2 separate regions of the Homo sapiens genome follow, and region 1 is linked to region 2. A link is a contact called in ENCODE Hi-C or POLR2A ChIA-PET data. All regions are on one chromosome and are shown on one strand. Each heading gives the region's core, a stretch centred on a gene start or an enhancer-like site at or near the end of the contact. The rest is flanking DNA. Distances are from core to core; before and after follow the strand shown.

Evidence for each region. A loop is a pair of places that touch in the nucleus more often than their neighbours do. ChIA-PET counts read pairs that join two places held with the same protein, here RNA polymerase II (POLR2A). Pooled maps may share reads with other maps.
Region 1: a pooled map of heart left ventricle shows a loop between it and region 2 (1.9-fold over the local background). The contact joins two enhancer-like sites. A Hi-C loop is called at or near these places in 10 of 168 maps with a recorded cell type or tissue (HepG2, IMR-90, PC-9 and 7 more), 1 of 37 single-sample maps with no recorded cell type and 19 of 50 pooled maps. POLR2A ChIA-PET finds 5 or more read pairs at or near these places in 3 of 52 experiments (H1 and T-cell).

Annotation. Positions count from the first base shown.
Region 1 is chr2:219,519,699-219,524,387 of GRCh38, forward strand. All of the region lies in intron 1 of ASIC4 (acid sensing ion channel subunit family member 4), which reads left to right. Among named protein-coding and RNA genes, the nearest start is that of ASIC4-AS1, 5.0 kb to the left of the region's middle. RefSeq lists enhancers at 3,212-3,712, 3,713-4,213. Within about 2 kb of position 1,801, at least 6 of the 41 ENCODE cell types and tissues checked have a DNase peak (open chromatin) inside an H3K27ac peak, as active enhancers do; they include ascending aorta, where a contact is called at or near this core.
Region 2 is chr2:219,287,955-219,292,460 of GRCh38, forward strand. It overlaps PTPRN (protein tyrosine phosphatase receptor type N), which reads right to left. Exons shown (of 23, transcript NM_002846.4): 20 at 3,516-3,569; 21 at 2,872-2,936; 22 at 2,584-2,657; 23 at 1,669-2,343. The coding sequence ends at 2,272. Among named protein-coding and RNA genes, the nearest start is that of MIR153-1, 4.0 kb to the right of the region's middle. Within about 2 kb of position 1,642, at least 16 of the 41 ENCODE cell types and tissues checked have a DNase peak (open chromatin) inside an H3K27ac peak, as active enhancers do; they include ascending aorta, where a contact is called at or near this core.

The DNA.
Region 1 (4,689 bases), core at 551-3,050, 230 kb after region 2:
CTATAGGCTGCCGTGTTGGACAGCGCAGCTCTGGATGGCCCTAGGAATGAGATTGTCTGGGTAGGGCAGGGCTGGGATTACAACTGGGACCACAGGATATAAAGGGTAGCTGCGGGCTGTGACTGGAAGTCGGGCCATCTACTCTGTGGGCTGTGATCTCAGGTGGAGCTGAGGATAGGGCCTGTGTCTGGGGGCTGGGGGCTGGGGGCAGTGGGGTGTCTGGAGACACCACGTGAGCAAAGGTGCTTTCTTCCCAGGTGCAGGACATGACCTTGGTCTTTTCCACGCTACTGTCTGGAAAATTGAGGCTGGGGGAGGCGAAGAAACCCTGAGGAGGCATGGGTAGGAGCCAGCCCCACTCCTCAGGGTCCTCAAGGGTCCAGGCAGCCCCGGGGGGCCAGGAGCCTGGGGCCCTGTGGGCGCCTCACTATCTCCATCCCCTATGGGCTCTCCGGTCTCCCTCCCCCTCCCGACCCTCCTTCTCCACATGCTGGTGACTGCCATGACTATTAATCACTCGCCCTGTTCTCTTCCTCTCTACTAATCAGGCACAATTAGACAAGGCCTCTTCCAGCTGGGCAGTCCCTCCCCTGCCCTCCTCTCTCCTCTCCCTGCCCCACCCAGCCGCCAGCCAGGACAGCTCTGAGGCACAGAAAGCATGCAAGCCCTCTCTCTCTCTGGCTGTCCCAGGACCCAGTTTCGGGCTCCTTAGCACCCACTCCTTCTGTCCCAGCGACCTCCTTAGCTCCTTCTCTTCCCAGTGTGTGGTCAGGCCACTACTGACAGTCTCTGCCCTCCACCCCCTACACTTGGCCCTGGGAGGAGCTACTCCACACTCCATCCCAACTCTACATCTTTGCCACTGGGTTGGAGGTTCCAAGGGCTGCCCCTTGCCCCGTTGGCTGTGGAAGGGAGAGGGTGCCCACTGAGGTGGGTTCAAGCCTCTTATCTACCGCACAGGCTTGCCTCTGACTCCCCCTGCCTGTCCAGCCCTCTGTTCCCTGTGGTCCCAGCTTCTCCTGAGGCATGAGCCTTAAGCACATTTAGTTCAACATCTGGTTCAGGGCTGATCCTGCCCTCAGGAGCCAGGCAGGTCAGGTTGGGGTGGGGGGATACAGTAGGGAAGGGTGGGGTCTGAGGAGAACTGAAGACCACTTAGTCTTGAAGGACGCAGCTGCTTCTCAGCCCTAGCTAACTGTTGCCCTGTGTGAGGAGCCCAGCATGGCTGGGTCTTCCAGTCTGTCAAAAGCAGCTCCAAATCGTGATTATTTTAATAGAACAGTAACTGATTTAAAAAATACTGAGGGCTGCCAACCCCTCAGATTGCAGAACCAGGTGCACCCACCCTCCCCACCTTCCACCCCACACCAGCTGCGGCTCAGACCCTCCTGGAGGGGTGCTGTCAGCCTGCCTGCTTGGGCAGTGGAGTGGGTGGAGGGGATGTAAGTGGTGTGGCCTGGCAGGGAAGGGCAGTGACTGTTACTGTCTCAGAGGGCTGGTCTTCAAGGGCAGTGGGAGGGCCATGAGGGACATGCCCCACCCAGCCCCACTCAGCAGCCCCGTGGCCTCTTCATTAATCAGGAATCAGCCCCGAGCTGGGCTCATTATCAGCTCAGCTTCTCAGACACTGCCGGAAGATGCTGATTAGCGTTTGAAGAAATGGCCCCACGTCCTGTCCCCCTCTGATCCTCCCTCTGTCTCCCCTGCCCGCACTCCTTCCTGGACCCCCACCCCTGCCCTTCTGCTTCTTGGGAGGAATCTGCTCCCTCTTGTGGCTGGCGGCAGGGCTGCCTCTGCTAGGTCCAGGCAGGGGGCAGGAAGGATCAGGAATGGAGAGGCAGGGGCACCCAGGAAGCACTACAGGGAGCATTGGAATGCCAAGACCCAAGCTACTCAGTCCCCGAGTCGTCAGTGGGTCCCATGGGCAGGCAGGAGGGAGTGAAGGGGGTGGAGCCTGAGGTGGTCCAGGAGAGATGGACAGCCACCCTGCAGGAGGGGACAGAGGCCGGCCTCAGGCTGCCTCTGAGTTATAAGTTATAAGTATTCCTGAGTTATAAGTATTCCTTGCCCTTCCAGGCTGGCCCTGCAGCCCACCTCCTTTGAGCAGCTGGGAAGAGGAGGTGGGAACGGCCAGCACTGGGGGCAGGAGGCCCGAGGGGAGAAGATCTGCCACGTTTGTTTGTTTTTTAATTTTTTTGCAAATCATGGTGGAAACTTAGGGTCTTCAGAAGGATGAGTGAGGATGGGAAGGCAGGAGGAGGACAGAGGGGCAGAGATCCTGAGAGTGGAGATGGGAAGGTTCAGTGGTGTGTTTTCTAGGAAGAGGTGGGCAGGGGTCTGCACTTCTTCCCCTGGCTCCTAGGCTGGGGCTGGCAGCGCTGGAAATCCAACCCACCCCTCAAATGCTCACCATGCCCTTGGGACACCCGTGGGTGTTGGGTTGGAGGGGGAGCAGTTCCAGAGAGATAGGCACGGGCTGCAGCAGCCGAGGCGGCAGCAAGAGTTCAGAGAGGAGCCACGGGATGATTAAGGGGAAATGGAGGATTGATTTAGGAGGAAAGATTAAAGGAGCTAAATCCGTGGCGCTTGGCTCAGCGGTGACTAAGCGTGGACAGGATAATAGCTTACAAATGTGTGGAAGGTGTAAATACCAAACGGGGGGAGGGGAGGCGGCTCGGCGGGCCCGGAGGGTGGGGTGGGGGCTGGGCAGGTCCCCGGGGAGGGCTGGGAACCCCTGGGCGACTGCCCGGTGGGGTCGGCCCCTCCCCAGTGGGGGCTCACGGGGGAAGGAAACGGGACGTTGGGGAGCCCCAGGTTCCCAGTAGGGGTTCCGTTTCTGGTCGCAGCCTCCCGGGCCTCGTGCTGATCATGTCTCACTCCCGCCTGGCTGGGGATCTGAGGTCGCGGGTTCAAATCCCACCCGAGCACCCAAGTCCCTCAGTGCCCCCGGCCCCGGGCCTTTTGGCCGCTTCAGGCCCGCCAGCCAGGCCCAGCTCCGCATCCATCTCCTCGGGACCCCCGCCCCCGTCGCCCCCTCCCCGGCCGCCGCGGGGGCGGGCGGCGGTGTTTCCCTCCGCGGTGGAAGCCTCTGGCGCTGCTGTGTGCGGAGGTCACTTTGCCGAGGAGCCGGGAGCCGGGGGAATGCAAATGAGGCAGACCCAGGGAGGAGAGCGGAGGAGCCCGCAGGAGATGGGAGGGAGGGCGCTCGGGAGCCGTGATGGATGCCTGGCCCGCGGGAGGGAGCGGAGGGCGGCGAGGCGCGCGAGCCGGTGGGTGCGGCCCTCTGGGTGCGGGTGGGCCAGGCCTGGGCGGCCAGGCTGTGTGTGCGGGAGAGGGCGGGGGGCCAGGGATCCTGGCAGGCGCACACCCACCCACCCACCGTCCCCGCCGCCTCTTTCTGTCTTGTCTCCTGAACTCCCGCCTGGCTGTGGGAGTGTGCTCCACTGTATAAGCAAAACTCTTGACGAGGAACTTTGCATCGAGGGGCGGGAATGTCAGGGAAGGACTTACTTACCAATTCACCAATTAAAAACTGACTTTCTAGGGTGTAAGGCCTAAGCGGTCGCTGCCTGGGGAATGGTTTTGACCGTTTACCTGGGTCCCGGAGGCCTTCATCCTCCCGTTCTCCTCTCCCGTGGAAGCGCGGCGCCCGCCGGGGACCACAGCCTTCTTCCACGGCCCCCAGCCCTCCCTGGCTCCTAGGGCTCCCCTGTCCCTTCCACCACAGCTCACACATTTACATTTGAACAAACACCTCAGCCATTGCCTCCTAGATCCACTGTAGGGAGGAAGTGGCCCTGAAAAGCTCATGGGTGGCGGTGGAGGTGGGGGGTCCCTGTATGCACGTGTAGAACTAAGCCTGCTGAGGGCGCTGTGTCTTCCTCTTTCTTGAGTGTGGCATTGTCTGATGCCCCTCCTGGGTGAGCCAGGTGGCTTGTTTAGAGAAGTTTTTCCTGACCCTGCAAGCCAAATTGAGCTCCTGTTCCACCGTGGTGACCTTGGCTAGGTCACCCCATCACTACAAGGATCACAACTAGTAACAATTTATCCATTTGTGTGACTGGTGGATTTGTGAACATGCCTGGTGCAGTTCAAAGTGTTTATGTTGTAAGTGCCCCATAAGCACTTTTTTTTTTTTTTGAGACAGGGTCACGCTCTGTTGCCCAGGCTGGAGTGCAGTGGTGCCATCACGGTGGCTCCCTGCAGCCTCAACCTCCCAGACTCAAGAGATCCTCCCACCTCAGCCTCCTGAGTAGCTGGGACTACATGTGTGAGCCACCATGCCTGGCTAATTTATTATTATTTGTAGAGACGAGGTCTCGCTATGTTGCCTAGATTGGTCTCAAATTCTTGGGCTCAATCGATCCTCCTACCTTGGCCTCCTAAAGTGCCGGGATTACAAGTGTGAGCCACCGTGCCTAGCCCATAAGTACTTTGAATGAATGAATGTCTCTGCAGCCAGACAGCAAGCTCCTTGAGGGCAGAGGCTGTCTGTTTTGTTCTCTGTTGCATGTCCAGCACCAAGCACACAGTGCCTGACACTGTTGAGCACAGGCTCAATGAATAGTGTTGGACAAAGTAAGTGTTGTTTGAACATTCACCAGTTCTTGAGCGCCTACTATTTGTAGGTACTGTGTGCCAAGTGTATGTCACACAGTGGCTATGGGTGGACTCCAGGGCCAGACTGCC
Region 2 (4,506 bases), core at 392-2,891:
CCTGAAAGAGGAATTTCAAACCTCCATCCTGAGTCGGGTGGAAGTTTGCAAATGGCTGTTTCTTCTACGTCTGTCTAGCCCTTGAGATGGCTATCACTGACACTGAGCCTCAGCAGAGCGTGGGTGAGACAGCGGGAGGGCCTGTGGTCTGCTGGCGGGTCCCTTCACTCCTGCTCAGGGCAGATGGTGCTTGCCCTGTTTTTTAATTAAGGAGACTGAGTCTCAGCACAGGTAAGTAGCCCTAACTTCCAAGTAGCCCCAGGCCTAAGGCTCTTTTTGCCTTATTTCATGTCCACCCCATTTGTCCAAGGACACCTCCTGACATGCAGGTGAGTGTGCCTTCTGGGACTATACAGGGTGGAGGGTTCTGGGAGCTGGGGTGAGACAGAAAGTGTCCTTTATCCCCAGGGGAACGCCTGTCCTAGCATCTCACAGGCCTAGCCTAGACTCACTGGCAGAGTTTTGCTATAGTTTTGCCTAAGGTGTGGCAGACACTTTGCTAATATCACTTTGTTCAGGCCTCACCTCAATCTGGCAGCAGAAGGGCACAAAGCAGCTGCCAAGAACTGAGAGGAGGCTAGGCGCGGTGGCTCACGCCTGTAATCCCAGCACTTTGGGAGGCCAAGGCGGGCAGATTGTCTGAAGCTCAGGAGTCCAGACCAGCCTGGGCAACATGGCGAAACCCCGTCTCTACTAAAAATATAAAAAATTAGCCGGGCTTGGTGGTGGGTGCCTGTAATCCTAGCTACTCAGGCGGCTGAGGCAGGGAAATCGCTGGAGCCCAGGAGGCAGAGGTTGCAGTGAGCCGAGATCGCGCCACTGCACTCCAGCCTGGGTGACAGAGCAAGACTCTGTCTCCAAAAAAACCCCAAAAACAAAAAAAGAATTGAGAGGAGAGGTAGTAGAGAGGAGGTTAGTCAGCCAGGTGCAAACTCTAACTCCACCTTACAATCTTTTTTTTTTTTTTTTTTGAGACAGGGTCTCACTCTGTCACCCAGGCTGGAGTGCAGCGGCACACTCTCGGCTCACTGCAAACTCCACCTTCCGGGTTCAAGTGATTCTCCTGCCTCAGACTCCCAAGTAGCTGGGATTACAGGTACCCGCCACTACACATGGCTAATTTTTTTGTATTTTTAGTAGAGACAGGGTTTTGCCATGTTGGCCAGGCTGGTCTCGAACTCCTGACCTCAGGTGATATGCCTGCCTCAGCCACCCAAAGTGCTGGGATTACAGGCGCGAGCCACCATGGCCGGCTAATTTTGTATTTTTAGTAAAGACGGGATTTCTCCATGTTGGCCAGGCTGGTCTCCAACTCCTGACATCAGGTGATCTGCCTGCCTCAGCCTCCCAAAGAGCTGGGATTACAGGCATGAGCCATTGCACCTTACAATCTTACAAGTTGTGTTACGTGTTACCACAAGCAAGTTCTGTGCCTCAGTCTTTCCATCTGTAAAATGGGACTCATCATGTAAAGCACCTTGGAGACTGCTGGCTGCATAGGAAGCCTCGTTCTAACGTAGTGTTCCCACCTAGAAGGGCCTTACTGGCAGCTGGCGCTCTCCTGCTGTGCTCTCTGCACCTCCTGAGAGACCAGCAGGGACCGGCTCCGGGCTGAGGCTGGGGCTGGAGTCCAGATGCACAGCGGACAGAAATGCGTAGGAGTCTGGGTTGCAGCTGCACAGACAACACACTAACTTTATTCACACTGGTACAAAAGTAGTTTTTTCTAGAAATGTTCTCTTGCGCCAGAAGGAGAGAGGTTGAGCAGCGCATGGTGGGAGGGTGGTGGGAGGAGGCTGGGCGTGAGGCCAGGGAGGGCAGAGCGCCCAAGTGTGAGTCAGAGGCAGGCCCGGGGCTGAGAAGCAGGGGGAGCCGGGTGTGGCGACCCTCCACCCCATTCTTCCATACTGGAGCATAGGGGGACACACACAGATGTTCAGGGAACTCCCAGAACCCCAGGAGAGCTACAGGAGAGCCAGGCCAGGGAATGTAGGCAGGAGAAGGCTCTGGGTAGAATTGCTACCCATGTCCTTTCCTCTCCTCCTGGCTGCAGCACCCCCATGGGATGCCCTGGGCTCTGGGATGCCCCAGGCTCTGGCATGCGAGGCTGGGCAGGCGTGCCCCTTCTGGCTTTCCCTTCCTGACTCTTCTAGGAAGGGCTGAGCATGCCCAAGAGGTGGCTGGTGGGGCAGTGAGGAGTGGGTACACAGAGATGCTCACACAGGCAAAGAGGGACAGAGGCTGGGCTGCCCGCCAAGGGGCCCCAGGGTCTCACTGGGGCAGGGCCTTGAGGATGGCATTCACTTCCTCCGCCACGGCTGTCAGGGCAAATTCAAACTGGTCCTGAGGAAGGGCAGTGGTAGGATGGTCATGGAGAGGGCTGACCTGTGCTCTGCCCTCAAGATGGGGGGCTTTTGGTGGGGGGAGGGCCCTGGGCAGGTCCCCTGGGAGGAAGGGAGCCCTCCTGGAGGAGGCGCAGAAGCAGGTGGGAAAGGTTGGCAGCTGCTGCTTTCCCTGGGGTGGCCAAGAAGTGGGTGCTAGGGAAGGGTGGGAGCTGGGGTTGGGGCAGGAAGGCATGGTCACCTTAGAGCGGACAAGGCCAGGCCGCTGGTCACGGACATGCTCCAGGGTGGCAGCGATGTCAATCTCCTTCACTCCTGGAGATGGAGGTGGGGATGGGGCTGCTCAGGGGGTGTCCAGAGGAGGACAGGACCCAGAAAACCTGAGGCCTCCTGGAGGCAAAGAGCCTTGGAGGGCTGGGCAGAGCCTGGAGGTTGACAACCTGCTCCTTCTGAGCTCCCAGGACCCTGTGTGCTGGGGAGCCTCTAAAAAGGGCCTGGGGGCTGCGGGCACCGTGGGGAAGCTCCCTACCTTTTGCCATGCGGTTCAGGACCATGTCGATGAGGATGTAGGTGCCGGTCCTCCCCGCACCATCACTGAAACAGGAGTTAGTGACAGGTTTAGCTTGAGATGCAGCAGAAAGGGGGAGGGACGGAGGAGGCGAGGAGGCCTGGAGGCCTGGGGGAGGGGAGGACACTGGGTGACCCGTTGGGGTTGGCTTGGAGAGGGACAGTGAGCCGAGGATGAAGGAAAGCTCATAGCACCTGCACGCTGGGACTTGGGCCTTGAGAGGGGAGTCTGTGACCTGTGGGTGTCATTTGGGCAATGGGACAACCAAAGAGGAGAGCCATGGCTCAGCCCAGAAGCAGAGGCAGCAGGAGGGAATTGGATGGGCCTCTCTAGCCTTCAGCCAGCTTTTTGTGTATAGGGGGCCAATGGTCAATATTTTCAACTTTGTGGGCCACATACAGTTTGTATCACATACTTTTCTTCTTTTTTCTTCACCCATTTAAAACTGTGAATGCCACGCTTAGGTCTTGGCCATTAAAAACAGGTGGTGTGCTGGATTTGGACTATGCCTGCAGTTTGCTAGCACCAAGGGGACAGGCAGGCAATGTGCACAGGAGACGCACACAGGGAGTGGGACCAGAGAGATGAATCTCCTCTCCACCCACCTGCAGTGCACGATGATGGGGCAGGAGCGGCCCCGGTAGCACTTGTTCACCTTCCTGCAACAAGAAATGGGTGTGAGGGCCAGTGGGCACCAGCAGAGAGGGAAAGGGAAGCTGAAACACATGACGTGGGCCTCTCTTTCTTCCTTTTCTCCCCACCTGCCCGGGGCAGAGAGGGAAGATGGTTGGAGAAAGGAGCCAGGGCTGGAGGCAAAGAACCAGAGCTGGTGTGGGTGGCATTGGGCTCGCCTTGTCACTTGCAAGCTAGGTGCCCAAGCTATGCACCTGGAACAACTGATTTAACCTCTTTGAGCCTCAGTTTTCTTACCTGTAAAATGGAGGATAGTAAGAAAAACCTCCTTAGGGTTCTTACAATGATCACATGAGATAACCCATGTAAAGAGCTAAGTGCTAGGTCTGGCACACAATAGGTGCTCAATACATGGTAGCAGGTGGCAACTATTAATGATAATACATCATCATATTAAGAGACACTTCTGCCCAAGTCCAAGGGGATAGCTTTCTGGTGACTTCAAGGGTGTCAGTCTTGCCACATCCCTGCTCTGGCCCTCTGCCATTCTTTATGACCACCCAGGCTGTTTTCCTCCCGACTCAGGCTCCAGTGGTCCTTACCAGTTGTGACATCAGGCTGCCCTGGGCATAGTGTTCCCTGGGCCAGGGGAGGACAACCCCAACCCCTCAACTCGGGACATTGTGCTACTGCTTGTCTCCCTGGAGCAGTCTCACTTCAGCACAGGCATTCTGTGGCTGCGTTATATTCAGACTTGGGGTCCCCTTGGACCTCAGACCTTTCTCCACTGCCCCTGACCACAACTCAGTGAGGAGCAGGGGGCTTCTCCGTCTCTCAATGGACCCATCTAACCTGCCCTTGTCCTTTATGACCTTTCTGCTTTGGGAGTCACCTGCATACTCCTGATATCCCTGCAAGCCAGAACCAGGGAAGACCTTCTTAGGGGTTGTCAGATTGAAGTTT